2 separate regions of the Homo sapiens genome follow, and region 2 is linked to region 1. The links are chromatin loops, found by intact Hi-C in ENCODE. Cell type or tissue: PC-3. All regions are shown on one strand. Links, peaks and the distances in the headings refer to the core of each region. The heading gives the core; the rest is flanking DNA. Region 1 has its middle 19 kb from the start of LINC02175. Region 2 overlaps ARHGAP17 (Rho GTPase activating protein 17).

The links. A loop is a pair of places that touch in the nucleus more often than their neighbours do. Peaks named below come from ENCODE experiments on the same cell type or tissue, not always from the same donor. Only the 100,000 strongest peaks of a DNase experiment are listed, where the experiment ranks them.
Region 2: a loop joins it to region 1, with 15 times the contacts of the local background. A loop is called at or near these places in 27 of 110 quality-filtered maps.

Annotation. Positions count from the first base shown.
Region 1 is chr16:25,040,545-25,056,207 of GRCh38, reverse strand. No RefSeq gene overlaps it. Among named protein-coding and RNA genes, the nearest start is that of LINC02175, 19 kb to the left of the region's middle. RefSeq lists silencers at 366-495, 6,386-6,680. In PC-3, for the core only: no CTCF peak of the experiment used is centred there; DNase peaks (open chromatin) are centred at 6,327 and 7,457; H3K4me3 peaks cover 1,781 bases; H3K27ac peaks cover 2,238 bases.
Region 2 is chr16:24,972,645-24,988,307 of GRCh38, reverse strand. It overlaps ARHGAP17 (Rho GTPase activating protein 17), which reads left to right. Exons shown (of 20, transcript NM_001006634.3): 2 at 9,303-9,342; 3 at 10,989-11,093. Among named protein-coding and RNA genes, the nearest start is that of ARHGAP17, 35 kb to the left of the region's middle. In PC-3, for the core only: no CTCF peak of the experiment used is centred there; no DNase peak of the experiment used is centred there.

The sequences.
Region 1 (15,663 bases), core at 6,311-8,810:
GTATAAGTGCAATGATAAAGGTTATTTTTTCACTGTGGGTGGCAGTTTCATAAACAGATTCCTTTTTTTTTTTTTTTTTTTTTTTTGAGGCAGAGTTTCGCTCTTGTTGCCCAGGCTGGAGTGCAATGGCACAATCTCGGCTCACTGCAACCTCCACCTCCCGGTTTCAAGCGATTCTCCTGCCTTAGCCTCCCAAGTAGCCGAGATTACAGGTATGAGCCACCAGGTCCCGCTAATTTTGTATTTTTAGTAGAGACGGGGGTTTCATCAGGTTGGCCAGGCTGGTCTCGAACCCCTGACCTCAGGTGATCCACCCGCCTCGGCCTCCCAAAGTGCTGGGATTACAGGGTTGAGCCACCGGCCTGGCCTTAAACAGATTTCAAATGAATCCTCTAGTGCCATCTAGTGTTAACAGTTTTATCTGCAGTTGAAACCCACAGATGAGAACACACCCCACAGTTCTAAGGGTTGGAAGAAGCCTAATCTTGCCAACCCCAGCATCCAGTGCAAGAACCATTGCAACAATATCACTACGTGACCACTCCCCTGAGGAAGGCACTCACCCCACTGCTAAGCAACTCTGTTGAAAAGCTGATCAAAATGCTTCCCTCTGGAAGCCCTAACTTGGTAGACTTACAAAACTACTCTCTTGCATAATAAAGAGCAGGTTCTTCTATTCTCTCACCTCCGGATTCCTTACACTATTCAATACGACTAGTGTAGTCAAGGAACATGTGGGTGTCTGCCAAGTGCTAGGCACTGGGGGTACAGTGGTAAACAAGGAGAGAAAGGAGAGGCAGATAATTACAAGATGATGAGGAATGAAGGCAGTGACTCGTAGAGAGGATGAAGATGATAGGGGGAGGCCTCTCTCAGAACGGGATGGCCGTGGCGAGCCCTGGAGAATGGGAGAGTCAGGTGTCCAAAAGGCATTCTAGACAGGAGGAAGGGCAGGCAGAAAGACTCAGGGAACACACCTGAGCCTCCAGTACAGAAAGGAGGCAGGGAGGCCGGAGGACAGTAAGAAACTGGAGAGGAGGCCAGAGGGAGAGGCAGGCTCAGGACGCAGCGCCTGGTGGGCATCTGGGACTGACCTCAGGAGCACCCTGTCCATGGTCACAGTGGTGCACAGTGGTAGAGAGTGGTGAGATGCACGGGTCCATAATGCAAACACACCCAGCCAGCAACTCCCACCGTCTCCCACCTCTAGTGCCCCTAACACTTTCCTCCTCCCACTCCGCAAACCCAGGTGACTGCAACAGGTTTCCATGCGCCCTAGGAAGAAGGATCTCACTGTCCAGCCTATCAGAGTGGCCAAGATGAAAAGATTTGCCACCCAGTGTTGGGCAGTGAGGAGGAGAGTGCTGTCGGGCGCTGCTGATGGGAGTTCTGAAGGGAGACAAGCAGCAAGTTTCAGGATTTACAGGACATCAGCTGGAGAGTAACTGGACAAATTACAGTGTATCCATTCACTGAAATACTAACCCATCATTTAAAAAGTAAACTAGAAAATCAGACATGGCAAAACATTCCAGATATAATGTTAAGAGAAAGAGGTAAGGCCAAAAATATATGTACCACATGTGCCCGTAAATACATACATATGTATCTATATTACACAGAGAATTACTAGTGGATTGATACCTAAATACTGAAAATGATTATCTCTCTGATTTCTGGGTTTATCCTTCCTAAATTTTCTACACTAACCATATGACGTATTTCATCAAATAAGAAGGCATCAATCCTAAGATGTACTCCCAAGAAAGAAAAAACACTGCCAAATAATTGTAACTGTGAGTTTATTGGAAAAGTTCTTTTGGACTTATTAAAACAGACTGGTATCACTTCTCTCTCTTGCACACATATGAAAAGGAAAAGATCAATGGGAAAGGCTGGTTGTCTTCAGTTTCAGGATGTCTGAGTTTCCATACAATATGGACTATTGTGCTTTCAAGGGCTTTGGTGATATGGCATTTCTTAAGAGATCTTTAGGCCAGGCACAGTGGCTCATGCCTGTAATCCCAACACTTTGGGAGGCCGAGGTGGGCAGATCACAAGGTCAAGAGATCGAGACCATCCTGGCCAACATGGTGAAACTTTGTCTCTACTAAATATACAAAAATTAGCCGGGCGTGGTGGCGCATGCCTGTAGTCCCAGTTACTCAGGAGGCTGAGGCAGGAGAATCGCTTGAACCCTGGAGGCGGAGGTTGCAGTGAGCCGAGATCGCACCACTACACTCCAGCCTGGGTGACAGAGCAAGACTCCGTCTCAAAAAAATTTTTAAAAAAGAGAGAGAGAGATCTTTACTGTCCTCTCTGAGATTGTCTTCTGAGCCCTGGCCCTCGCTCTGTAAGTTTTAATGCTGGCTCTTTCTTCATCTCATCAGAAGTAATGAATAGACAGTTTTTGAACAACAATCAGGATTTGTGCTCCTTCTTCAAATGGTCCTTAAGTGGTATGAGGACTAAAGCATCCAGGGGCTGCAGTCACAGCTGCCCAGCCATGCCACCAGGAATAACAACCACGTAAGCATGCACAGGTAATGACAACTGACAGTGACTGCAGGACACAGAGAACCAATCACATCTGATTTCAAAGAAGTTAAATGGGCCAGACATGGTGGCACGTGCCTGTAGTCTCAGCTACTCTATAGGCTGAGGCAGGAAGATTGCTTGAGCCCAGGAATGTAGGTCCAGCCTGGGCAACAAAGTGAAACCCCCATTTCAAAAAAATAAAAAATAGAAATAAAGTTTAAGGCTGGGAATGGTGGTCCTTGCTTGTAATCCTAGCACTTTGGGAGGCTGAGACAGGTGGATCACCTGAGATCAGGAGTTCGAGACCAGCCTGGCCAACATGGCAAAAACCCATCTCTACTAAAAATACAAAAATTAGCTGGGCGCACACCTGTAATCCCAGCTACTCGGGAGGCTGAGGAAGGAGAATCGCTTGAACCTGGGAGGTGGAGGTTGCAGAGAGCCGAGATCGTGCCACTGCACTCCAGCCTGCGCAACGGGAGTGAGACTCCATCTAAAAAATAATAAATAAATGAATGAATAAATAAATAAATAAAGTTTATAAGAAGATAAATGGTTCATTAGCCTTAAACAAATTAAATGGAAGAGCAGGTGTGTCACAGAATGAATCAAATATTTACCTTTACAACAAGAAATACAGTAAGTGTGAATATCACAAGCAAACATGAAAAGCAAGTATTAAACTAGGAAACACAGGCTAGGCATGGTGGCTCATGCCTGTAATCCCAGCACTTTGGGAGACTGAGGCAGGAGGACTGCTTGAGCCTAGGAGTTTCAGACCAACTAGGGCAACATAGCAAGACTCTATTGCTACCAAAAAATAATAAATAAATAAATAAATAAATAAATAAATAAATAAATAAATATTAGCCAGGCACGGTAGTGCATGCCTGTAGTCATATCTACTTGGCAGGCTGAGGTGGGAGGATTGTTTGAGCCCAGGAGCTCAAGATTATAATGAGCTAGGATTGCGCCACTGCACCCCAGCCTGGGTGACAGAGCGAGACGGTCTCTAAAATAAACTAGGAGAAATAACTAACATGTCACAAAATACTAACATCTTTACATTATGAAGGACTCTTAAAAACAAATAAATAAAAAACCCTAAAATCCCAGAGGAAAAAATTAAGACAAAAGGCAAACTTGGGGGCAGTTCACAAAAGAAACACAACAGATCAATGAACACACCAAAAGCTCAGCCTTATCAATAATGTAAAAAACCCGAAATGAAAGTAAAAACAGAGAGTTATATTTCTCCTATCAAATTGTCAACAAAAGTATTGTTTAATCTAACTTGGCATTGGCCAAGACGAGGAAGAGGGTGCTTGAGCTGCCCGAAGCTTAAACTGGCACAGTCATACTGCAAGGCACTGCGACGACAGGTACAAAAAGCCTGAAACACACACATATACAATGACCAAATGATCCCATCTAAAACTGAACACAGAGTTACAGTATCAGGTGAACCAACCCGATTATTGTTTGTATGTATAGGATGTTCCCAATTTTGTTAAATGATGTATACACACGCAAGGCTGCCCACAGCAGACACCAAAGTGTTAATACACTGTTATCTCTGCACCTTCCACGAGGCTGCACATCCAGTTCTGCCTGTCAATTTCCATTACACATCTCTGCTCACAAAACCCAGAGAATATCACTTCTATTTTTATATCCTGATTTCATATTTAAAGCCCGGATTCAAAGAACCAAACGTCTCAGATGTGGAAAGACCTCAGAGATTTTCCCACTCTTCTTTCAATCCACAAATGCTTTCAGTTTCCATGACATTCACATGCTGCCTGTTCAAGTTACTGTGTTTTTAAATCACTCACTTTTTAAAAAACACTCAGGTCAAATGTGCTGCCCAATATTTTCTGCTAGCACAATGCTGTAATAAATATCTATTAACATGTAAAACATCTGTGTACCACCCAAAACCATCTCACATTCCTCCCACGGGAAACACTGATCTGGTCCAACCACCTACTCATTCAAGAAGCATTTACTGACTGAGTCCTATCTCCAAGAGCTCAATTGGAACAATGGGTCCTTCTGAAAGGTGTGAAATCCCCTCCAATAGCCATTTCCTCATCTGAGGCTTCAGGGAATGAGACGGGGCCTCCCCATTCACCCAGCTTATAAGGATCAAGCTGGAGCCTCATTTACTTCTTTAAGTGACACCGTGTGCTTACTATGTGCCAGGCATTATTCCAAATGCTTGACAAATATGAACACACACAAACCTCGTAGGACCCTACAAGGCAGACTCAGCTTTATAGATCTAGGTTGAGGCAGTTTCCTCAGCTGCGGAACTTAATTCTATTAACTAGGTAACTGAAGGTTTAATGTATGTTTTCCTTCCTTTTTTTTCTTTTCTTTTCTTTTCTTTTCTTTTTTTTTTTTTTTTTTGAGACAGGATCTCACTGTGTTGCCCAGGCTAGAGTGCAGTGGTGTGATCACAGCTCACTGCACCCTCAACCTCCCTGGGCTCAGGTGTCTCTCCCACCTCAGCCTCCCAAGTAGCTGGGACTACAGGCACACACCACCACACCCAGCTAATTTTTGTATTTTTTGTAGAGATGGGGTTTCATCTTGTTGCCCAGGCTGGTGTTGAATCCATCCACTGCCGCTTCCCAAAGTGCTGGGATTAGAGACGTGAGCCATAATGTGGGTTTTGAAACATACCCACCTGGATTTAGATGTTCCTACCCCTGAACATTTGTTTTATCCCTCATAACACTTGAGTTGTTTAAATGATATGCGTATGTGTACGTGTGTGTATCTGTTTGTGCGCATAAAGTCATGTGTTGCTTAACAATGGGGATGCATTCTGAGAAATGCATTCTTAGGTGATTTCGTTGTACAGACAGCACAGAGAGCACTTACGGAAACCTAGATGGTACAGCCCACTACACACCCAGGCTACATGGTATAGCCTATTGCTCCTGGGCTACAAATCTCTACAGCACATTACTGTATTGAATAATGAAGGCAACTGTAACACAATGTTAAGTATTTGTGTATCTAAACACAGCTAAACATAGAAAAAGTACACTACAAATACAGTATAAAAGGCTAAAAATGATCCACCTCTATAGGACACCTGCACTGAATGGAGTTTACAGGGCTGGAAGTTGCCCTGGGTGAGTCAGTGAGTGAGGGGTGAGTGAGTGTGAAGACGCAGGACATTACACTGTGTAAACTTTAAAAGCAGTGTATGCTAGCCAGGCACAGTGGCTCACGCCTGTAATCTCAGGACTTTGGGAGGCTGAGGTGGGCAGATCACAAGGTCAGGAGTTCGAGACCTTCCTGGACAACATGGTGAAACCCCGTCTCTTCTAAAAACACAAAAAATTAGCCAGGCATGGTGGCACATGCCTGTAATCCCAGCTACTCAGGAGGCTGAGGCAGAAGAATCGCTTGAACCTGGAAGGTGGAGGTTGCAGTGAACTAAGATCGTGCCACTACACTCCAGACTCTGTCTCAAAAAAAGAAAAAAAAAAGAAAAAAAAAACTAAGACACAATCACATACATTATCCTAGGCCTACACAGAGTCAGCACCATCAATATCACTCTCCACCACCTCTACATCTTGTTCCCCTGGAAGGTCTCCAGGGGCAATAACATGAATGGAGCTGACATCTCCCAAGATAATGATTTCTTCTTCTGGAATATTTCCTGAAGGACCTGCCTGAGGGCTTTTACAGTTAACTTTTTGTTAATAAGTAGTTGCTCTGGGTGAGTCAGCAAGTTGTTATTCTAAAATAACAATAAAAAGTACAGCATAGTAAATACATAAACCGTTAACACAGTTTTTTATCATGATCAAGTTTCATGTATTGTACATAATTGTATGTGTTACACTTTTATAGGACAGGCTGCACGGTAGGTTTGTTTACACCAGCATCCACATAAGCTCATGAGTGATGTACCGTGCTAAGACATTAGGACAGCTACGTCACTAGGTGATAAGATAATAGAGCTGAAAAATTCCCGTGGGACCGCCACCACCATATATGCGGGCAGCTGTTACCCGAAGGCATCACTGTACATGTATTTGAGATTGCAAAATTCAACTATGTTCAGCATTAAAATCTCAGATTTAGAATTTCAACTGCATGCTGCTTGTGGTCTGTAAGATATGGCACTACCTCCAACTTTAATTCTATTGTTCTTTTATACCTTTTAGTTTCATTTTTAGTTTCTATTTCCTGTTGGTTTTATTATTGGTTTATAAACGGAAGGCAGGAAGCAAAATCTTTTTTTTTTTTTTTTTTTTTTGAGACAGACTCTCATTCTGTCGCCCAGGCTGGAGTGCAGTGGCATGATCTTGGCTCACTGCAACCTCCATCTCCGGGGTTCAACTGATGCTCGTGCCTCAGCCTCCCGAGTAGCTGGGATTACAGGCACCCACCACCATGCCCGGCTAATTTTTGTACTTTTAGTAGAGACGGGTTTTCACCGTGTTGCCCAGGCTGGTCACAAACTCCTGGCCTCAAGTGATCCGCCCGCCTCAGCCTCCCAAAGTGCTGGGATTACAGGCATGAGTCACCACGCCTGGCCAGGAAGCAAAGTCTTAAGGGCAAAAGACGCTGTACTGAAACAGAGCTAGGCTTCGTCTCCCTTCCTCCTTTCAGGGCTGTTGCTAGTATACAGCTAATGTGCCAGGACTTAAATAGTAGCTGGGATTACAGGCACCCACCACCATGCCCGGCTAATTTTTGTATTTTTAGTAAAGACGGGGTTTCACCGTGTTGCCCAGGCTGGTCACGAACTCCCGACCTCAAGTGATCCGCCCGCCTCAGCCTCTCAAAGTGCTGGGATTACAGGCATGAGTCACCACGCCTGGCCAGGAAGCAGTCTTAAGGGCAAAAGACGCTGTACTGAAACAGAGCTAGGCTTCGTCTCCCTTCCTCCTTTCAGGTCTGTGGCTAGTATATAGTTAATGTGCCAGGACTTAAATGCTGAGTCACCTAAAAAGCTGAGCCTCAATCCTCAATAACCAGGAAGACTCATATAGGCTGCAATTCCCTTCCAGAGGAGACTGCCCGTGTTGCCTTTTGCTTTCATCTAATGTCTCTTTACTTTACAAAGAATAATATGATCTAAAATCTGTCTCTGTTGTAAGCAGTCACTGAATATTGGGCAAAGCATAAATGGCAAAGGGAGCAACATTCACACGAAGGTAAAAGAAATGGGGAAACCCAATCAGAAAATTCTCTTGGATCAATGTTCTGTATCTAACTCAACAAAAAGCCAGTAAATACAGAATATCATGCAAGATGCCACAGACCTGAGTAATACCAAAGTACTTTGGGAAAAGAATAAAACCCTTACCACGTATTGCAAATATTATATGGTTTGCCTGTACATTTTCTTAATGTATTTATTTTTCCTTTGTAGTAAGTGCATTTTGTGTTCTACTCACAAAATATCTGCCCACCCCATGGTTGCAAAGATATTCTCCCATGTTTTCATGTGTAAGATTTACGATTCTAGCTTTTATGTTTAGGTTTATGAACAATTACCAACTAATTTGTGTGTATGGCATGAGATGGGGTGAAGGTTAATTTCTTTCCTCATGTGAATATCCAGTTGATCTAGAATTATTCATTAAAAATAATTTCCTGGCTGGGCAGTGGCTCACACCTACAATCCCAATACTTTGGGAGGCTGAGGTGTGAGTACTGCTTGAGCCCAGGAGTTCGAGACCAACCTGGGCAACACAGTGAGACCCTGTCTCTACAAACAAAAAACAACAAAACATTAGCTGGACATGGAAGTACACACCTGCATTCCCAGCTACTTGGGAGGCTGAGGTGGGAGGATCACTTGAGCTCAGGAGGCTGGGGCTGCAGTGAGCCATGATCATACCACTGCATTCCATCTTGGGCGACAGAGGAAGACCCTCTCTTAAAAAAAAAAAAAAGAAATTAAATGACTTTCCTTCCTTCCACCAGAAAATTGACTTACTCGCTCTGGGCAAAAATCAACTGACAGTACGTATGCAGGTCTATTTCTGGACTCAGTTTCACTGATATATTTGTCTATTGTGATGTCAAGACCAATGTTTTGATTAGTGTAGCTTTATAGTAAGTCTTAAAATTAAGTGGTATAAAAAATTAGCAGTTTAAGTTCTCCAACTTTGCTCTTTTTTTTTTTTTTTTGCTATTCTAGATATTTTGCATTTCCATATAAATTTTAGAATCAACTTGTTAGTTTCTTCAAAAAAAAAAACAAATAGGATTTTAACTGGGATTGCATTGACTCCATAGATCAATTTGGGGAGAACAGACATCTTAATATCAGGTCTTCTAATATATGAACAAAGTAACCTCTTCCTTATTTAAGTATTTATTAATTTCTCTCACCAATATTTTAGTGAGAGAGTAAAAGTATTCTCTCACAATACTTTTCTGGTAAAGGTGTTTTCATGTCTTTCATTAGAGTTATTCTAATGATTTTTGATGCTACTGTTTTTATGCTGTTTTTCCTTTTTTCTTTTTTTGGGACAGGATCTCTCTGTCACCCAGGCTGGAGTGCAGTGGTATGATCACAGATCACTGCAGCTTCAACCCTCCCAGTCTCAAGCTATCCTCTCACCTCAGCCTCCCAAGTAGCTGTGACTACAGGTACTCGCCACCATACCCAGCTAATTTGGTTCACTTTCTTGTAGAGACAAGGTCTCACTATGTTGCCTATGTTGCTCAAAGTCCTGGGCTCAAGGGATCCTCCCACCTTGGCCTCCCAAAGTGCTGGGATTACAGGTATGAGCCACCGTGCCTGGCCTGATGCTATTGCAAATGGTATTTTACATTTTCATATATATATATGTTTCATGTATATATGTGTGTGTGTGTGTATTTACAACATATATATATCTGATAAAAATATTCCAGGCTGGGCGCAGTGGCTCATGCCTGTAATCCCAGCACTTTGGGAGGCCGAGGTGGGAGGATCGCCTGAGGTCAGGAGTTCAAGACCAGCCTGGCCAACATAGTGAAACCCCGTCTCTACTAAAAATAGAAAAATTAGCCGAGTGTGATGGTGCATGCCTATAGTCCCAACTACTTGGGAGGCTGAGGCAGGAGAATTGCTTGAGCCTGGGAGGCTGAGGTTGTAGTGAGCCGAGATTGCACCACTGCACTCCAGCCTGGGTGACAGAGTGGGACTCCATCTCAAAAAAAAAAAAAATTCCTATCCAGAATATATAATACACTCCAACAAATATAAAACAACAGTATCACCAACAAAAATGTGCAAAACAGACAGTTCACAAAAGATGACATGGGAATGGCCAATAAGTACATGAAAAAGCGCTTATTAGTCGCCAGGGAAATATGACTTAAAACCATGAGATGCTATTTCACACCCACGGACAATACAGAACGTTAACAAGGATATGGAGAAACTGCAAGTTCTGCTATGTAGCTGGTGGGAAGTGTCAACTGATAAATCACTTTGGATATTAGTGTGGTAGTTACATATGTCCCCACCCTATGACTAAGCACTTCCACTCCTAAACATTTATCTAAGAGAAATAAATTAAGAATGTTCATTGCAGCCAATTTACACTGGTCCAAAACTGGACACAACCCAAATGTTCATCAAAAGGTGAATGGATGAACAAATCCTATATTCACACAACTCAAAAAGGAGCAAATGACTTTCCAATGGCAAAGACTGTCTCCTTGACCAAACTCTAGCCAGCTCCTCTGACCCCTCTTCTCAACTAGGCCTTAACCTTGGCCTATAAAGACTTGAGCAAGGTTGGGCATGGTGGCCCGTGCCTGTAATCCCAGCACTTTGAGAGACCGAGGCAGGAGTGTCACTTGAGCCCAGGAGTTCTAGACTGGCCTAGGCAACAGAGACAGGCCCCAACTCTACAAAAAGTTTAAAAATTAGCAGAACGTGGTGGTGCATGCCTGTAGTCCCAGCTACTAGGGAGGCTGAGGCAGGAGGATCACTTGGGTTTGGGGAGGTCAGCACTGCAGTGAGCTGTGATCACATCACATCACTGCACTCCAGCCTGGGTGACAGAGCAAGTCACAAAAAAACAAAACAAAAACAAAAACAAAAACAAAAACAAAAAAACAAAATCAAAAAAGCCAATAAATAAACAAAAATCAGGCTGGACACGGTGGCTCACACCTGTAATCCCAGCACTTTGGGAGGCCAAGGCAGGCTGATCACCTGAGGTCAGGAGTTTGAAACCAGCCTGGCTAACATTGCAAAACCCTGTCTCTATTAAAAATATGAAAATTAGCCGGGTTTGGTGGCACAAGCCTGTAATCCCAGCTACTTGGGAGGCTGAGGCAGGAGAATCACATGAACCCAGGAGGCAGAGGTTGCAGTGAGCCGAGATCACACCACTGCACTCTAGCCTGGGTGACAGAGTGAGACTCTGTCTCAAAAAAAAAAAAAAAAAAAGACTTGAGCAAACACTAACATAGTTTCTTTTTGTTGTTATTTAAACAAATTGTTGGCTGGGTGCCATGGCTCACGCCTGTAATTCCAGTACTTTGGGAGGCCGAAGCAGGCGATTACTTGAGGTAAGGAGATCGAGACCAGCCTGGCGAACATGATGAAACCCCATCTCTACTAAAAATACAAGAATTAGCCACAAATTACAGGTGTGGTGGCTCACACCTGTAATCTCAGATACTCAGGAGGCTGAGGCATGAGAATCACTTGAACCCGGGAGGAAGAGGTTGCGGTGAGCCGAGATCGTGCCACTGTACTCCAGCCTGGGTGAACCAGTGAGACTCCATCTCAAAAATATAAAAATAATTATTTATTTTGTAGAGAGGGAGGTATTACTATGTCACCCAGGCTTGTCTCGAACTCCTGGGCTCCAGTGATCCATCCTCCCACCTTGGCCTCCCAAAGTGCTGGGAGCCACCGCACCTGGCCTTTTTTGTTTGTTTGTTTTTTGTTTTTGTTTTTGTTTTGAGACAGAGTCTTGCTCTATTGCCCAGGCTGGAGTGCAGCAGTATGATCTCAGCCCACTACAACCTCCACCTCCCAAGTTTAAGCGATTCTCCTGCCTCAGCCTCCTGAGTAGCTGGAACTACAGGCGTGTGCCACTACATCTGGCTAAGTTTTGTATTTTTAGTAGAGATGGGGTTTTGCCACATTGGCCAGGCTGGTCTCGAACTCCTGACCTCAAGCAATCCACCCGCCTTGGTCTCCCAAAGTGCTGGGATTACAGGCGTGAGCCACGGCGCCCAGCCTAAAAACATGGTTTCCAATAGTTCAAGGTTGCATCCTTTGGATGACCCAGCCCCCAGTAAGCTGCCTGTCTGAGAAAACTCAAAGCTGCCTATAGAATTTACTGTGTTTCAGCCAACACTACTGAAGACAGGGCCTGCCTCCCACTCTCTGTGGGAGGGCAGAAGCCTAACTTCCTTAATGGCCAGTTACCAAACCCAGATGGGTTTCACAGGACCAACCCTCCCTCCCCACTTTTTGTGATTTTTCACTTCCCTGACTCTACTGAGCCCCTTTCTCATTCTCCTTGTAAAACACCCTGTCCTGTCTATGCAAATTGAAGTTAAGCTCAGTTCACACTGGATTGAATTTGGCTAAACTGCAATCGTTATTACTGATGAAAATTGGTTCTTACCACTTCAGTGTCCAGCTTTATCTTTGACAACACACACAATACAGATGAATCTCGAAGAACATGTTGAATAAAAGACACACAGAGGAATACATTTGTGTGATTCCATTTATATGACATTCAAAAATAGGCAAATCTAATCTATAGTAGACAAAATCAGAAAATGGCTGCAAAGTAGGGTTAGGAAACTAGAAAAAGATAACAAGAGAGGCTGGTTCACGCCTGTAATCCCAGCACCTTGGGAGGCCGAGGCAAGAGGATCGCTGGAGCCCAGGAGTTCAAGAAAAGCCTGGGAAACAAGGCAAGACCCCATCTCTACAAAAAATAAAAATTAGCCAGGCATGATGGCGTGTGCCTATAGTCCTAGCTACTCGGGAGTCTGAGGCGGGAGGATCACTTGAGCCTGGGAGATCCAGGCTGCACTGAGTTGAGATTGTGCCACTGCACTCCAGCTTAGGAGACAGAGGGAGACCCTGTATCAAAAAAACAAAACAAAAACAAAAGTAAAAATTGTCAGATTTTGCATCAAAGATTTACAATTTCTGGAGCCGGGTATGGTGGCAAGTACCTGTATCCCAGCTACTCAGGAGGTGGAGGCAGGAGGATCACTTGAGTCCAGGGGAGAACCAGTCTGGACAACACAGTGAAACCTCAACTCAAAAAACAGATTCATAGTTTCTGACTTATGAAGTGTACTGTACAAGTTAAACCAACAGACAAGCATCATCTTGACAAAAAAATACTACAACAAATAGTTAGCCAAGGATACTATGCCAACATAAAAACTTCCTACAAATCGGTAATAAAAATATAAATAACCAAACAAGAAAAAGACATACAGCCCAACAGGAAATGATATGAAGAGAAGGTTCACATAAAAAATATCAGGCTGGTGTGGTGGCTCATGCCTGTAATCACAGCACCTGGGGAGGCTGAGAAGGGAGGATCATCTGAGCTCAAGAGTTTGAGACCCACCTAGGCAAAATGGTGATACCCTGCCTCTACAAAAAATTTAAAAATAAGCCAGGCATGGGGGCCTGTGCCTGTAGTCCCAGCTACTCAGGAGGCTGAGACAAAATGATCACTTGGGCCTAGGAAGTTGAGGCTGCAGTGAGCGGTGATCATGTCACTGCACTCTAGCCTGGGCAACAGAACAAGACCCTGTCTCAAAAAAAAAAAAAAAAAATCGATGACAGTGAGCATACTGAAAATGGTCAGCCTTTGGTGAGGTTGTGGAGAAAAGGGAACACTTATACACACCGTTGGTGGGAGTGTAAATTAGTTCAACCTTGTCGAAAGCAGTGTGTGGCGATTACTCAAATTCCTAAAGACAGAAATACCATTCAATCTAGAAATCCCATTAGTGGGTATATACTCCCCAAAACATAAATCATTCTACCATTAAGACGCATGCATGTGTGTGTTCATTGCAGCACTATTCACCATGTAAAATCATGAAATCAACCTAAATGCTAATCAGTGACAGACTAGATAAAGACAATGTGGTACATATACACCATAGAATACTATGCAGCCATAAAAAAGAACAAGATCATGTCCTTTGCAGGGACATGGATGGAGCTGGAGGCCATTATCCTTAGCAAACTAATGCAAGAACAGAAAAACAAATACTGCATGTTCTCACTTATAAGTGGGAGCTAAATGATGAGAACACATGGACACACAGAGGGGAACAACACACTCTGGGGTCTGCTGGAGGGTGGGATGAGGGAGAGGATCAGAAAAAATAACTAATGGGTACTAGGCTTAGTACCTGTGTGACAAAATCATACAACAAACCCCATGACCCGAATTTACCTATTCAACAAAGCTGTGCATGTACCCCTGAACCTAAAAGTTTTTTGCATTTTTTTTTTTTTAAGACAGAGTCTCGCTCTGTCGCCCAGGCTGGAGTGCAGTGGCACAATCTTGGCTCAGTGCAACCTCTGCCTCCTGGGTTCAAGCGATTCTCCTGCCTCAGCCTCCCAAGTAGCCAGGATTACAGGCGCCTGCCACCACACCTGGCTAATTTTTGTATTTTTAGTAGAGACAGAGTTTCACCACGTTGGCCAGGCTGGTCTCAAACTCCTAACGTCAAGTTATCCACCTGCCTCGGCTTCCCAAAGTGCTTGGATTACAGGCATGAGCCACTACACCCTGCCCTAAAAGTTTTTTTAAAAAATGTTCAGCCTCAAGAGTGATTATAGGATAAAGGGAGATTATTTTCCACCTGCTAGGTGGTAAACAATTAAAGAGATTGAGAATATTCGATACTGGCATCACATTCACTGTGGGTGGGAATGGAAACTGACACAACCTCTTTCAAGGACTACTTTGCAGAAACTTCTTCCCTAAAATCTATTTCATAGCAAAACTCACGCACATGCAAAAATGCTGATCCCAGCACTATTTTTTTTTTTTTTTTGAGACAGGGTCTCACTGTTACACAGGCTAGAGTGCAGTGGTGCAATTATAGCTCATAGCTCATTGCTGCCTTGACCTCCTAGGCTCAAGCGATCCTCCTGCCTCAGTCCCCCATGCAGCTGGGACCACAGGTGCTCATCACCATGCCTAATTTTTTCTTTTTGGCAGAGAAAGGTTCTCACTATGTTGCCCAGGTTAGTCTCAAACTCCTGAGCTCAAGCAATCTTCCTACCTTGGCCTCCCAAAGTGCTAGGATTACAGGCGTGAGCCACAGCATCCAGTCTATTTTTTATTGAGACATGAAGTCTTACTGTGTTGCCCTGCCTGGTCTCCAACTTCTGGACTCAAGCAGTCCTCCCACCTTGACCTCCCAATGTGCTGGGATTACAGGCATGAGCCATCGTGCCCAGCCTTGCACTCTCAACAGCAAAACCAGAGCCACATAAATGATGAACAATAGAAGAATGGCCAAATAAAGTATTAATACTACTATGCTGCAGAACACCCTGTAGCCACTAAAAAGAATAAGGCAGATCTATAGGAAATATGTTTAAATTATTAAGTGGAGGGAAAAGTTATTTTTGTCATTAAAAAAATTAAGCATTTAAGGGAAAAAATGACGTGAGATTGACATTCCAGATCTAATAACATTATCTTTAGCGAATGTTTCCCAAACTTTAATTTGATCCTTAAAAAGAAAAACACAAGCACAACCCCATGATTTATCTGACTTTATTGATGGGCAAGTTTTACAGCTAATTTATGTGCAACAGAATGTTCTAGCTCTGAAGTGGCATGCCTTCTTTGGGCATGAAAAGCAGCACCTGCCTTGAAAATATTTCAGATCACAATCTCGACCTCATTCTCTGGGGCACAGCTAAGAAGATGCGATCTGGGTGCCGGAAAGGCCCTGGGCTAAGCCCTCGGGGAAAAGCTGGTTTTCCCCAGAGGTGACCCTGTGACCTGCTTCTATGTCAAGGGGGAATATTTCTCCTTTCAGTTGAGAAATCAGATTAAGCACCATAATTTTCACAATGAAATTTCAGCCTTATAAGCCCTGGTCTGCTCTCTAGAA
Region 2 (15,663 bases), core at 8,788-11,287, 70 kb after region 1:
TCTTACGGCTTTTAAACTGCTTTGTGGCAGGTATAACAAATTGCTTCATTTTTAAAGTTTCAGAGAGTCGTTTATTTTAAAAATCCAATTAAGTAGATTTTAGATTCCTTCCCAGAAATCTAAGACGACAGCTAATCTAATGAGATAAAACAGTAAAAACTCATTCAGTAGTCCTCCAGCTCACTATGAAATCAAACTATTGCATCCAAACTGGGCTCAGAGGCTCAGGTGGATTTTGTAAACACTTGTAACGGGAGGTGACAGTGTTGCACAAAATCAGATTCCCAGCAGAATGAAATCCACTGCCTAGCCCTGGGTGGGCTCTGTAATTTCACTGTGAATACAAATCATGTTGCATGCAGTAATGTTTATGTTGTTACCCTACATACAATATTCAGATCCTTGGTAGATTAGTCACAGTCTGTCTTATTTCTCAAAAATGCGTCAGATATTTCCTGGTAACTAGCATTGAAAATGAGCTCATTAAAAATTCTCTCCATGCTTCATTTTTTCATTTTAATTGACGTATCAGTCAGTGTGCAAGTGTAAAAGCCAGCAGAACAGTGATCTCTCATGTGAAATTGTAAACCAAAAACCAACAGCCCTGTGAGCCCAGAGGCAGTGGGAGCCATTGATGTTTGATGCTAGTGTTGGCGCCTCGGCCACATATTTGCCATCCTTGGGTTGGGGGTGCTCTTGGTGGTAGAAAGATGAGCCCCTGCTCTCAAGGCCCCAGAATGGCTGAAAGGATTGAAAAGGAGCAATTTGGCAAAAGTCTTGAAAAGCCAGCGTCTCTCAACCTCTGAAATGCAAGTTGGGAAAACGTAGAAATCCCCCTTCTGAGTAAGAAGAATTTGGATTTGGGAAGTGATTAAAAAGGATTGAAGTTTCATGGGAAAATGGACTTCACTTGTACATAGATCAGGGGTCAGCAAACTCTGGTCTGTGGGCTAAATGCGGCTGCTGCAGGCTCAGAATGGTTTTGGCATTTTTAAATACTTGAAAACATTAAAAGAGGAACAGTAGTTCATGACGTACGATAATTAGGCAAAATTCACATTTCAGTGTCCATAAATAAAGGTTTATTGGGGCACAGCCAGGTCCGTTCATTTATACAATGTCTGTGGCAGCTTTTGTGCTGCAGTGGCAAGCTGAGTCATTACATAGAGACAGTATGGTCTGCAAGCCTGAAATGTTTATTGTTGCTGAACTCTTGGGTAGAGAACTGTGTTTATTTAGGTCTTGTCCCGAAATATGTTTATCAGTAGAGACCAGAAAGCAAACAGTGATTAAAATACTTCAGTGTTTTTGAGGAGGTGAGTGGATGGAGGTGCGTAGGTGCAGGAGGGACATAACTTCTGATTTCTTCCTGTCACCAGTGTCACCAGCACTGGGCTGTGCCTCCGCATTTGGACTGAATTATCAGAGGCAGCCACCCCTGTTCATTTTGGCAGCTGCTGCTTGCCTATGAGGCAGAATGTCGAGGAAGAGAAAATACACCTCCAGCCCAGCCTCACCCATCCTCAAAGTGATTCTAAAAAGTTAGCTATCAAGGTTTGCACCACATCCTGCAAGAGTTACTAATAGAGACCTGGGGTTGGCCAGCATTTTCTGTAAATGGCTGGATAACAAATATTTTGAGCTCTGCAGGTCATACGGTGATGTCTTTCGCAACAACTCAGTTCTGCTGTTGAAGCTCAAAAGCAGCCATAGATAGCACACAAATGCATGAGCCTGGCTGTGTTCCAGTGAAACTTCTGTAATACACTGAAATGTGAATTTCATAAAATTTTCATGTGTTACCAAATATTATTATTTTGTTTTTTTCCAATCATTTTAAAATAACCATTCTTCTGAGCTTTCTGAACATAAAAAATGGGCGGTGAGCTAGATTGAGCCTGCGGGTATAGTTTGCTGACCCCTGGTTTAGATAAACTAAGTGTAGGCCTTGCTAGTCAGGCCCTCTGGGTTTGAATCCCACAATCCCACTTATTAGTGCTGGGGTCCTAGGCAAGTTACCTTTCAAGACCTCACTTTCCTTATAGGTAAAATGGGGGAAATAGTGGTTCCTACCCAATAGGGTTGATGTGAGAATTAGAGTAGATGTAAGTGCCAGCCCAGTGTCTGGGGCATAGAAAGCACCCAGCAAATATGGCTGCTACTGTTGGCTATTATGAAGGCTCAAGTAGATCCCTACAGCCTTGGAGGAACCGTTTGTGATGTGGAGGTTTGACGGTCTTCAACTGTCTTCAGTCCACAGTTCAATTAGATTGAATATGAGGCTGGAGGGTTTGGTGGTGCTGCCTTGCTTTCGTGCAGTTAAGTAGAACATGGTATATCCACAGAATAGGTTAATGTACAGGCATAAAAAGGGAGGTGGTGGAGTTGTACATCTGTATTCTGACGTGTAAAAATGCCCCTCGTGTCTCTATCTACCTGTGTGCATCTGTGTGTGTGTGTATGGGTGTGCATGTATGTGTGTGTACGTATGTGTGTGTATGTGTGTCCTTTGAAATCAGCACTTCTCAGCCTTGGCACTGTTGACATTTGGACCTGAAGTAGGCAGAATAATGCTCTGCCCTCCCGAAACATGTCCAGATCCCCATCTCCAGAATCTCTGAATGTCTTAGATTACATGGCAGAGGGGGACTAAGTTTGGAGATGGGATTAAAATTTCTAATCAGTGGAAAGGGAGATTAGCCTGGACTAGCCAGGTGGGCCCAGTGTAATCACAGAGGTCCTTAGCAGTGGAAGAGGGAGGTCGCAGAGTCAGAGGAAGAGGTGACTGTGGCAGAGAGGCCCAGAGTGAACCATACTGGCTTTGACAGTGCAGGAGGAGGCCAAGGAATGCGGTAGACTCAAGAAGCTGGAAAGGGCGAGGAAGCAGATGCTCCCCTTGCATGTCCAGGAAGGCATTCAGCCCTGCTGCCACCTTGATCGTAGTCCAGGGAGACCTGGTTGGAAGTGCTGAACTCAAGAAGTGTGATATAATATACTTGTGTTGTTCAAGCCACTGAGTTTGTGGTGATTTGTTACAGCAGCAATAGGAAACAAATCCAGGGCTGGATCATTCCTTGTTCATAATTCTTTATATTATTTAGTGTGTGTGTGTGTGTGTGGGGTTGCATTTAGGATAGTCAGTAGCATCCTGGCCTCTAGCCTACAGAGACCAGTAGCATCTCCCATCATGACAACCACAAATGTCCCCAGACATTGCCAAATGTCCTCTGGGGACACAGTTGCCTCCAGTTGAGAAGCACTAGTTTAAATTTAGAAAACAAATTGGGAAGGATATATAACAAATTCGTAACAGTACCCTTTGGGATATGGGATTGGAGGAATGGCTTTCACTCCTCTTTTAACATAAAATTTTTAAAACTGGATTTTGCCTCCCCCTACAGACATTTTTTTTTTATTTTCAACTGTGGTTTTTTTTCCCATTTTATAAAAAGATTAACCTTGAAAGGTAATATCACATTTCAATTTTAGTCATTATGGATTTTACTGTGGAAGGCAGTTCTATACACCTATGGCTGCTTTTCAACCTAGTTTTATTGGATTTTGTTTGACATTGTGAATGTCCTTTTTCCCAAAGATGTGATAGACATCCATTCATTCATTCAGTGTGTATTTCTTTTTTTTTTTTGAGACGGAGTCTTGCTCTGTCGCCCAGGCTGGAGTGCAGTGGCGCAATTTCAATCTCAGCTCACTGCAAACTCCGCCTCCCGGGATCACACCATTCTCCTGCCTCAGCCTCCCGAGTAGCTGGGACTACAGGTGCCTGCCACTGCCTGGCTAATTTTTTTTTTGTATTTTTAGTAGAGACGGGGTTTCACCGTGGTCTCGATCTCCTGACCTCGTGATCCGCCTGCCTTGGCTTCCCAAACTGCTGGGATTACAGGCGTGAGCCACTGCGCCCGGCCTCAGTATGTATTTAAGTGGCAGGAAGGTGCTGAGCTTGCCGCTGGGGAGGAGTGATGACTTTAGAGCTCTCTCTCTGCCCTCATGGAACCTGCTGTCTAGCAGGGAGGAGGACGGTAGTGCTCATTGTTTGGAAGACCACAGCCTGCATTGATCGCGGGGACTTGAGCATTCGTGTCCATGGTTTGGGAGTCCCTGGCTCCCATAGTACATGTTTTATGAAGGAAACTACCAGAAATCCATGATTAGAGATGGAAAATATCAGACCAATTGGAAATTTTCCTTTGACTCTCACCTGGTCTGAGCATCTTCTGTCTTTTTGGTACAGTGAACTACTCCAGATTGAAAACATTTCTGTTTTCTCCTTGCCTGGCAAGTGAGCTCAGTGAAACATCCTATTAGCCACACTGCAGGGTTGGACATTGCCACACCAGGTCAAGGGAAAGTGGCACTATGAAGGCCTGGGCAGCACTGCTGCTTTGAGAATTACGAGGAGAAAATCTGTGCTTTACCAAAAAGTAAATTAAAGATCCTGCCTGGTATCAGCCTTGCTTGAGTGACTAGTAAAATTGCAGAATAGCTTCATAGGAAAAAACAAACCCCAGAGTAAAATGGCGAGTGGGAAGTTCCTTCCTGATTCGTATTGTTTTTCCAGTTGCAGACAGGAAACATTCAAGTGTGTTTTCAAGCCCAGAACGTTGGACACAAAGAAGGCTCTGACAAAGCAGAAAAAACCCATATACAAAAAGTTTAGGAACATGGAGCAAAATGTCTGATTCAAAACAATCTAGGCTGGGCGCAGTGGCTCACGCCTAGCACTTTGGGAGTTGGAGGCGGGAGGATGGCTTGAGCTCAGGAGTTTGAGACCAGCCTGGGCAATGTAGTGAGAATCCATCTCTATAAAAAAAATTTTAAAAATTACCTGGGCATGATGGTGCGCATCTCTCGTCCCAGCTACTTGGAAGGCTGAGGTGGGAGGATAGCTTGAACCTAGGAGTTCAAGGCTGCTGTGAGCTGTGATCAGGCCACTGCACTCAGCATGGGAGGTAGAGCAAAACCTTGTCTTAAAAAAAAAAAAATCTGGCCGCGTACGGTGGCTCATGCCTATAATCCCAGCACTCTGGGAGACCAAGGCAGCCAGATCGCTTGAGCTCAGGAATTTGAGACCAGCCTGGCCAACATGGTGAAACCCTGTCTCTACTAAAAATAGAAAAATTAGCTGAGCGTGGTGGTGTATGCCTGTAGTCTCAGCTACCTGGTAGGCTGAGGTGGGAGTATCACTAGAGCCCAAGAAGCAGAGATTGCAGTGATCTGAGATTGTGGCACTGCACTCCAGCCTGGGTGACAGAACGAGACCCTGTCTCAAAAAAAAAAAAAAAAAAAAAAAAAATATATATATATATATATATATATATATATATGATTTATCAAGTATTATTTTTTATGATTGGATCACTTTGTCTACTGTTTTTTTTTTGTCTATAGATGTCTTGACGAATTCAGTCTCTTGCCCCCTGCCTTGCTTTAATAAATTACAAAAACTCAACCAAAGATAACACTTCTCAGAAAAAACCAGCACATTTCTGTGGCCTACGTACATGGCCTATTGAATGGCCTATTGAATGGGCACCTTGGCCGATAGTGGAATAATTGCTGGACTTTCCATATCTCTGGTAAAGGTGAACACTGCAAAACAGTTCACGATAGGAAGCACCAAGGCTTGGACCAGTCACAGTGATGAGGGAGATCAGGTCATTTGGACCACATTATTGGAATAGATGGAGACAGTACCAAGGCCTGAAAATTAAGATGGAGAGTCCACAGGCCAGCAAAGAATCTTTGTGTGAGGGAGCCATTCCAGTTTGTGTATTATACTCCATAGTCATGATTTGTCACTTAAAAGTAATTCTTCCCAATTATAGATCACTTTTAATCTCTAGTTGGGTTTGGATTTTTTTCTACACATTTTTTTTTTGTTTTTTTGAGACAGAGTCTTGCTCTGTTGCCTAGTCTGGAGTGCAGTGGCACGATCTTGGCTCACTGCAACCTCCGCCTCCCAGGTTCAAGCAATTCTCGTGCCTCAACCTCCCAGGTAGCTGGGACTACAGGTGTGTGGCACCACATCTGGCTAATTTTTGTATTTTTAGTAGAGATGAGGTTTTGCCATGTTGACCAGGCTGGTCTTGAACTTCTGACCTCAAGTGATCCACCCACCTTGGCTTCCCAAAGTGCTGGGATTATAGGCGTGAGCCACCACCCCCAACCTCTAAAATTGATTTAAAAAAAAAAAATCTAAGCCTGCAAATCTAAAATTGATTTTATTAATGTAATATATATATAGCCTCCACAAACACAGGAAACAAAGGGGAAATTTCTTTTTAAACAGTACATTAACATTTTCATATAATATATTCAATATAGTTTTCAGCCTCCAGACCTTTTCATGTAAAGTACCTCTAAAGCAGAGGGTCCAGTTAATTTGAAAAAAATGGCTGGAAATACACTGATTTTCTTTACATTTTAGATACTCTGAGGTATGTTTTCTGTTGTGCATTTGTAGAGCTTGACATTGGACCAATTCTTTAAGTTAGGCACACTTCACCCCTGGCCATATCAATCAAGCATGCTACTTAAAAGTGTAAGTAACATGCTATTTTTAAAAAACCTCAAAACTGTGATTCATGTAGTTTAAAAAGTCAAATAATATAGTAAAAGACTTACCACAAAATACGGTGGGTTCACTCCCTACTCTCTGAGATTTCCCAACTCCAGAAGCAACTACTTTGAAATATTAACAGTTTATTGTGACATTTATTCATATTCATAATTATAAGTAATATGTGTAAACTATCGTTTGGGTTATCAAATTAGTTACTGTCTGTTGACTTTCTGTTCTGATAAATGAGGGTTTAGGGCCCTTTCCCTCTGCTTCTGCTCCCCCCATCCTTTCAATACAGTTATAATTTTTCATTGTATTACTATTTGATATTTATATTATGTCCAATCAATTATTTGCAGCTGAGCATACTAGTTACTATGACTATCTTTATGTTTCCAGTGGACTTTTTGTTTTTCCTGAAGTTAATACTTGCCTCGTTTTTATGTTTGCTTTATTTTCTTTGTGGCTGTTGCAGCACTGTGCTCATAACTGTTTAACAACTGCCAAGCTCCTATTTGAATTGTTTGCAGTTGTTTATGTTTTTGATTTCAAGTACCAGTGTGAGGTTACTGAGCAAGGAGTTGGGAGAAGATGCACATGGTTGGTTGGTCTGAGTTGGCTCTAGCATACCTCTGAGCTATTACTAACTTTCCCACATCTGCTTATAGCCCACATTGGGATTGTAGAGCAAGTTCTTCTCTTCTTCTGTTATTTTTTAAAAAATAATTTGCTCTGAAAAAGGACATATTTGTTCTGATTCTCAGGTTGAATCTCTTTTTTTGAACTTGTGAAAATTTTAATAGGCCTTGAGACTTCTCTGTGTATACTCGTACTTACAGAAGGAAGTCATTTTAGAGTTGAGGTGGATTCTGTGAGAGGTATACAGGGCCCTGTCCAGATTTGGGGGTTTTGGCTAGGGAAGAAAGGCAAAAGTTACCCATTCCCTGGTGGCATTTTGCTAAAGGAGGGATGAGGCATTGGCGAGAGGAATGGGGGCGTCTAATGGTGAAACTATGACGATCTCATGCCAGGTGTGTTCTTGCTAGGCTGACTGTCAGGTTTCTTTTTGAGTCTGGTTCTTTGACCTCATGGTCAGCTGGGGCCCTGCTTCCCTTCCCTAACTGGTATGACTACCTGTGTTTGGCTCTTCAGCAATGCCTGGCACCTTGCTTGCCAAGCAAGGTCTAGGGTAGCATATGTTGGCCTGTTGCTGGTGGAACCTTTTCATAGAGTTGAAAATTGGCTGCCTCTGGAAGCTGGGGCCTTGGCTTTGTCTCTAGGCCCTGATCCTCTGGCCCTGGGAAGTATTTGAGTCAGGTCAGCATTCCAGTTTCCTGCAGAAACTGGTGAGTGAGCCACCCTGTAGGCATCTCCAGGTTGACTGGGACAGTGCCATGATGACAAGTGTTAGAATCCCCCATGGCAATGCCCTGTTCTGGCTAACGTGCCATTGCCTTAAGTGTAGACTGGAGGAGCTGTGCGCTTCTTTCCCTTGCCCACAGTTGGCACTACTCTGAGCTTAGCAGCATTTCGAGGTCATTCTAGGGGTCTCATTTACTTTCTGGCCCAAGAGCTTTTCCTGCTCTTGCATTGGTTCCCGGCCAAGATCATACAATCCCTGTTCTGAATTTCCGGTTCATTGACAGCCTTCCCCTGACTCCCTTCACTGTTCAGAGCTGAAACATACTTTTTCTTTCTCTTTTAAAAATTTCCTTCACGCCAGGCGCGGTGGCTCACGCATGTAATCCCAGCACTTTGGGAGGCCAAGGTGGGCGGATTACTTGAGGTCAGGAGTTCGGGACCAGCCTGGCCAACATGGCAAAACCCTGTCTCTTCTAAAAATACAAAAATTAGCTGGGCGAAGTGGCACGTGCCTATAATTCCAGCTACTCGGGAGGCTAAGGCACGAGAATCGCTTGAATCCGGGAGGTGGAGGTTGCAGTGAGCTGAGATCACACCACTGCAGTCCAGTCTGGGCAACAGAATGAGACTCTGTCTCAAATAATAATAATAATAATAATAAAATAAAAATTATTATGGTCTGACAGTTGAGACTCCGCCAGCTCGGAATGCCCCCTTCTGATTGCTGGCCACCGTGTTGGTTTAATGGAAGGGTTGATGAAATTAGTAGTAGTTCAAAGCATAGCAGAGAAAGTTGTGGAAACACTTAGTTTCTTTTCAAAGTAAGGATGGAGAGGAAATTTGAAGGAGGAACTAATTGTTATTGTGTGTGGTGGTCTAGGCTTGCATCTTTGCATAACGTTTCTGGTTGTGAACTGAAGTTTAAGCTTCTGTAGAACAGTGTTTTCTCAAAGCCATGTCTCTAGACCTCCTGCAATGGAATTCTGAGCAAGGAGTGGCTGTTAAAAATGCAGGGTCTATTGAATTAGAATAGAATATCCAGAGGGACCTGGGAAATGGCATTTTATATCAGCACCTGCTGCCCTTGGTGATTCTGTGCCTGCTCAAATTTGAGAACCACTACTCAGGATCATTTGTTCTTGTTTTGGGCTGCTATTCCCCACAAAGTTTTGCTTAGTTATTTTTCTTTGGTTTTGCTTAAATTGCTCTCTGATGTAAAAATTGGTAAACTGCCCCTGCCAACCCTTCTAAATTTATTTCTGCCTGTTTTGCTTTAAACTCCAGGCTAATAATTATTAAATTTTAGGAGTTGCCTTTCATTTTTGGATTTCTAACTCTGAATTTTTAATTTTTCCCACAGAGCTGAGAAAACAGAAGTCCTTAGTGAAGATCTATTACAGGTAACAAAATATAGTCTCCTTTAAATGATCTGTTTAAAGGATGGAAAAAAATTCCTATGTGAGAATTGAGGCCTGTGGGCTTTTTTTTTTTTTTTTTTTAACCAGAAACAGAATAAAATTAATTAGTGTGATTTTGAGCAGGAAAGAAAACAGTTTTGTTGCATGATGATGAAAAGGGGATCTGAAACCCAGCTACCTGGGTTCGAATCTCACGTCTGCGCTGGTTAGCTTTGTGGCCTCAGGGATTTACTGAACTTCCCTGCGCCTCAGTTTCCACTTCTCTAAACTGAGGGAAAGGCCTTATCCACCTCACAGGTTGTTAGGAGGGTTTAATGAGTTAAGCAGGAACAGCACTGGGAACGGAGCCTGGCACGTGGTAAGTGCTAGATATTAGTGATCTATTATTATTACTGCCACTGCAAGCCACAGAGACTGTCTGTTTCTGACGTGAAACATCCCTTGATTTGCCCTGTGTTCTTCTGCCTTTTTTTCAGTCTCTGTTAGAGCAGTTGTGTGGCATTTCCCCAGGGGGCTGTGCATCCCAGCGGGGCAGAACCAGCATTTATTTGCTGTTGATTCTTGAATACCTTGCACAGGAACTCAGTAGACATGGGCCCTCTCAACGAATATTAAATGAGCACCTTCTGTTTCTGTGAAAGATAACGTCCCAGGCACTGGGAGAAATCAGTGAACAAAACAGATCCAGGCTTCTGTCCTTGTGGAGTTTACATTCTAGTGGAAATTGGAATCAAAATTAAATCATGGAATTTGTTCATTTTTTGCTTTTCTCTGGTGGCAAATGAATGTGGATTAGTTTTCTAATGTTTGAAAATCTGGTCATTGCAAGATTTGGGGAAGGTAATGTGGAATCTGCTCCTAAATCTCCCATTGCCTGCCAGCCCTGAGTCCTGGGGCTATGGGCTTGGATCTGAAGAAACGCTGCCCTTTTGAGAAAGAGGCACAGACCATCTCGATGCGTAAAATGGTTTGGGGTCAAATGTATTCTGTTTTGAATTTGTTGATTTATCTTTAAAATAGAAAGCATCCCAAAGGGCCTGCTCTCATTCTTCATGAGTCATCAGAATACACATTTTTGGCATTCCTTCCTGTAAAAAGCGGCTCTCTTTGCCATAAACAGCCATATTCTAGCAATAGTATTTTGGGAAGCTGCTTATGATGCGTGGGTCCCCTAAGTCAGTGTTTCTTATTGCTGACTGTCCATTCTGCTTTAGAGGTTTATTTAAAACACACACACACACACCCCAAACCCAATAAGGAATAATTTTGAAAACACAGATCTTGCAGTTAAATTGTGGAACGTTTATTTTGCTGCTTCTGTCTGATGTACATTGTGTGGAAGGCTCAGTTGCCATGAACTGGAGAGAGCTCTTTGGCATCTCTGGTTTTTTCCAGTTGGCAGTGGGTCTGGGCCCGGATCATTCATTTTCATTTCTGCCTGGTCCAACCTGGTGCTTTTCTGGTGCTGTAGTGTGTAAACTGACTGGCGCCACTCAGTGTGATAGCAAGGTGTAGCCAAGATCATCCCTTTTCCCTGCATGTAGATTCAGCCATGCTTTTCCTACCAGCATGCAGACACCACAAAAGAAAGAGGATGAATTTGTTCTCTTTTGTCTCTGCCTTGTCAGATTGAGAGACGCCTGGACACGGTGCGGTCAATATGCCACCATTCCCATAAGCGCTTGGTGGCATGTTTCCAGGGCCAGCATGGCACCGATGCCGAGAGGAGACACGTGAGTATCAGATGTGACTCAGACCCACAGTTCCTGCGTCTCTCTGAGGCTTTTCAACCCCTGGATTGGTTGGTTGTCCTAAGTGGCATCAGTGGATCAGCCTTTGGTGACTTCTATCACCAAGCACGCTCATGACACCTGCGTGACCATAGCATTCTTTTGTGTTTAAGACATCGCTGGGCTGGAAGCCCTCCTTACACGGAATCTTCTCCAGGTGCTTTTAAAAGCTCCACGATCATGTGTCATTGATAAGAGAATGGCTGTGTCGGTTATGCATCTTTTGCTGGCAGAAAGCGGAAAGCCTGTCTTAAATTGACATTGAAGTAGAAGTAATGTATTGGTTTGCTAACTGAAAAGTCCAGAGGTTGGGATGGACTTGAGGTCAGGGTTTATCTAACATTTTAGTAATGTAATGAAAAACCCAGTTTCTTTCCTTCTCTCTCCTGTGCCCTCAGTGTCTGCTTTGTCCCTAGACAGGCATCCTCATGATGGCAAGTTGGCTATTGGCAGCTTCTATGGGCTGCTTGTTCCTTGAGTGTGGCCAGTGGGAGTAGAGAGCCTCTCTCCCAGTAGTTCCCCTCCCCTCCCCTCTCGCCTCTTTTTCTTTTTTCTTTTCTTTTTGCTTCCCTTCCCTTTCCCCTTTCCCCTTTCCTTTCCCTTCTCTTCTCTTTCTTTTCTTTTCTTTCCTGACAGGGTCTCACTCCATGACCCAGGCTGTAGTGTGGTAGTACAGTCACAGCTCACTGCAGCCTCAAACTCCTGGGCTCAAGAGATCCTCCTGCTTCAGTCTCCCAAGCAGCTGAGACCACAGTACACACCACCATGCCTGGCTAATTTTTTAAATTTTTTTGTAGAGATGGGGATCTTGCTTTGTTACCTAGGCTGATGTAGAACTCCTGGCCTCAAGCAGTCCTCCCACCTGGGCCTTCCAAAGTGCTGGAATTACAGGCATGAGCCACCATACTTGGCCCCAGTAGTTTTTCTTGATGGAGTGAGAAAGCTGCTTTTTCCAAGCTCTTGGCAGATTGAAAGCGCGTTCCATTGCATTGATTTGTGTGGAGTTACATTCCCCGTTTTTGACTGTTTCTGTTCCACCCTAGTTACCATGGATAGGGGGTGAGGTGGGGTGAGGAGATGGGATGTGCCGATTGGTTTAAGTTAGTTTGGCCCAGACCTAGAGCATGGGCTGTGGTCCTACTCCTAGCTCATAGACTTTATCAAGGCCAGGGTAGATCCCTGAGAAAAATCAGGATACTAGTATAGAGAGGAAGAGGGATGGACTCTAGGAGAGCCATCCGGTGTCTTTTCCAAGGTCCACTTGTTCAGAGCGTTCAGTTCCTAGGTAGAGCCAGTGGAGCACAGCAGCCTTTGTTCATGAGGGAGTTCCATCCTTGCTTTTACAAGTCCCCAGCTTATGAGCATGCGGTAAACCTTAGACCCCATGCAACATTGAAGTGACAGTTTCGGTGACACACAGGGAAGCTATGATTTGGTGTATTGTCACCAGGTGTCTCAAAAGTGAGAACTATTAATAGTATGCAGATGATCTGTGTTACCCTTTTATGTTTCCTACAGACTTTTATGGGGCACCCTGGCAGCAGGGTTTTTCCACTCTTGCACAACAGTGAGGATTCTGCAATCATGTCTGTCATAGGAATGGAAGTTTGCATACACCTATGCTTCCACACTTGCCTCAAAGCTCTGTCCCTCGGAACCAGACCCAGCCTACTGGTTCTGCTTCCTGGAGCTCCTTGTCCTTCTGTTGCCTTCTTCTGCTCTGCTTACCCTTTTCACATTGTTTCATTAAGTTCTCTGCTTCTCTTATTCTCCAAGTCATATTCTCTGGGCCACCTCCTCTGTTCTTATGGCTTCTAACTGATGTGTTTATGCCAGTGACTTCTAAGCCATTTTCAACCAAGCAAAAAACTTCCTCTCTTAGATGTCTATTCTAGCATGCATGATCAGTTCTTCCTTCTGTGTTGACTCTCTGAATTCCATCCACCCTTTTATGCAGGCTGGAAACTGGGGGGCTTTCTTATATTCCTTGTTATTTTTTATTTTCAAGACAGGGTCTCACTCTGTTGTCCGTGCTGGAGTGTAGTGGCACGATCCCGGCCCATTGCAACATTAACCTCCTGGGCTCAAGCCATCCTTCGACCTCAACCTTTAAGTAGCTGGGACTACAGGCTTGCGCCACCAAGCCTGGCTAATTGTTTGTTTGTTTTTTTCGTAGTAGAGATGAGGTCTCATCTGTTGCCCAGGCTGGTCTTGAACTCCTGGGCTCAAGCAGTTCTCCCGCCTTGGCCTCTCAAAGTGTTGGGATTACAGGCATGAGCTACTGTGCTGGGCCTCGCTTTTATTTTATCCTCCAAACCCCATAACTGCCTAATTAGAAAGTCCTTTGATTTCTCTCTGTGAATATTTTAAATTGCTCATCTCCATTGCATCTCTACCACCTTGGCCTTAATGCAAGACCTGACTCCCTCTCACCTGGACTGTTGTAGTCACCTCCTGAGCTACATTTCCTGTCTGTAATTTCCTTTCCAGTCTGTCTTCAACCTGATCACCAGAGTCAATTTCCTGAAACACAAATCAACCCTATTATCCTCCTGCCTAAAAAAAAAAATCTTGGCTCAGTGGTTCTTAACAGGGACCAGAATTACACCCCTGGGGGCATATGGAAATGTGTAGAGACAGTTCGGTCATCACAGGGACTGGCAGGCACCACTGGCATTTGGAGGGTGAACCGAGATGCTAAGCATTTTTTGTTTGTTTGTTTGTTTTTTGAGATGGAATCTTGCTGTGTCGCCCAGGCTGGAGCGCAGTGGTTGATCCCGGCTCACTGCATCCTCCACCACCCGGTTCAAACGATTCTCCCACCTCAGCCTCCCGAGTAGCTGGGACTACAGGTGCACGCCACCAAGCCTGGCTAATTTTTGTATTTTTAGTAGAGACAGGATTTCACCATGTTGACCAGGCTGGTTTCCAACTCCTGACCTCAAGTGATCCTCCCTCCTCGGCCTCCCGAAGTGCTGGGGTTATAGGCGTGAGCCTCCGTGCCTGGCCAAGATGCTAAATGTTTTGTAGTGCCTGGTGAAATAGTTCCACACAGGAAGTATCTTAATGTTAGAAGTGCTTCTTCTGAGGGACACTGGCTGGTTCCCATTGCCTGGGATAAAGTCCACACTCTTTAGATGACTTAAGCCCTTTCTCAGCTGATTCCATTTCTCCTTATCAGCTTCATTGTCTCCTGCTGCTTCCCGTTCACACCCTGTGCCAGCCACATAACACTCACCAGTCCCCAAATATGTCACTGTCCCTCACAGTTCTATCTAGTTCCTGTTGTCTTCCTTGAGACGCAGTCCAAGACATATATTCAATAGAAACAAATATTTATCAAACACCTACTGTGTACAAGTGCTGGAGATATAAAATGAATGAAATGTAAGTTTTCATGGTCTCATGGGGGAGATACATACAAATGGATCATTATAAAACAAGATGCTCAATAAAACATGCACAGGGTTTTATGGGGGGCCCAGAATGGGTACCAGAGGAAGAGGGAGGTAGTTAGGTGAGGCTTCCTGGAGGAGGTGGTGTCTGCCCTATAAAGGAGGGAAATTAGTGGCAGGTGGTGGGAATATTCCAGGCAGCTGGGGCAAAGTGCTTGGCCCTCATTTCTGAAACCTAATGCTTTAGCTTTCCTTTTCCAACGTCAAACGAAAGTGCCAAAGACAGGGCTTTGAGGATGCCTACACTTTGCACTTGGGAAGAGGAGTTACCACAACAATGGTGAGAGAAGACTAATATGGAGAAAATTGCAGCAGTCTCCAGGGCTCTAGAAAACACAGGAGGAACCTCCCAAAGGCCTCATAACATGCTTCCTGCATGGGAAGAGGCAAGAATAGAAGGGAAGAGAGAGACATGAGGCAGGTGACCTTTGCAGCCCAGCCACCATTGACATGGCAGAACTGTCGTGGGTCAGATAAGATAGATTATTAGATTAGAGAATTATTTCTTTTTGTGCGATTGGCATGCATTTTACAAATTAAGTCTTTAGAGCATTTAAAATTCATCCCTGGCCAGGCATGGTGCTGCACTCCTGTAATCTCAGCACTTTGGGAGGCCAAGGTGGGTGGATTGCTTGAGCTCAGGAGTCGATACCAGCCTGTGCAACATGGCAAAACCCCGGAAGTGGGTTGCAGTGAGCTGAGATCGCGTCACTGACCTCCAGCCTGGGCAACAGAGCCAGACCCTGTCTTAAAAAAAAAAAAAAATTATCCCTGATGATAGAAAGCTGTTCACCTCTAGGAAGCACGAAGCCCTCCCTGTGGAGGAGTTCAGTGTTGATACTTGATTAATGAGCCCATATGTTAAGCAGAGTTTCCTTATTTATGTACATAGGAAACAAGATTGTTGTGGCTTTGGGGTCAGGTTAGGGAAACCACAAAACTATTTACAGCTGCCATCTTGAGTGATGCTTGTCAAAATAGAGTTTTCTATTATTTTTTTTCCATAGACTCCTAGAGTTCCAGAGTTGCACAATATATTTGTCTTGATTATTGCATTG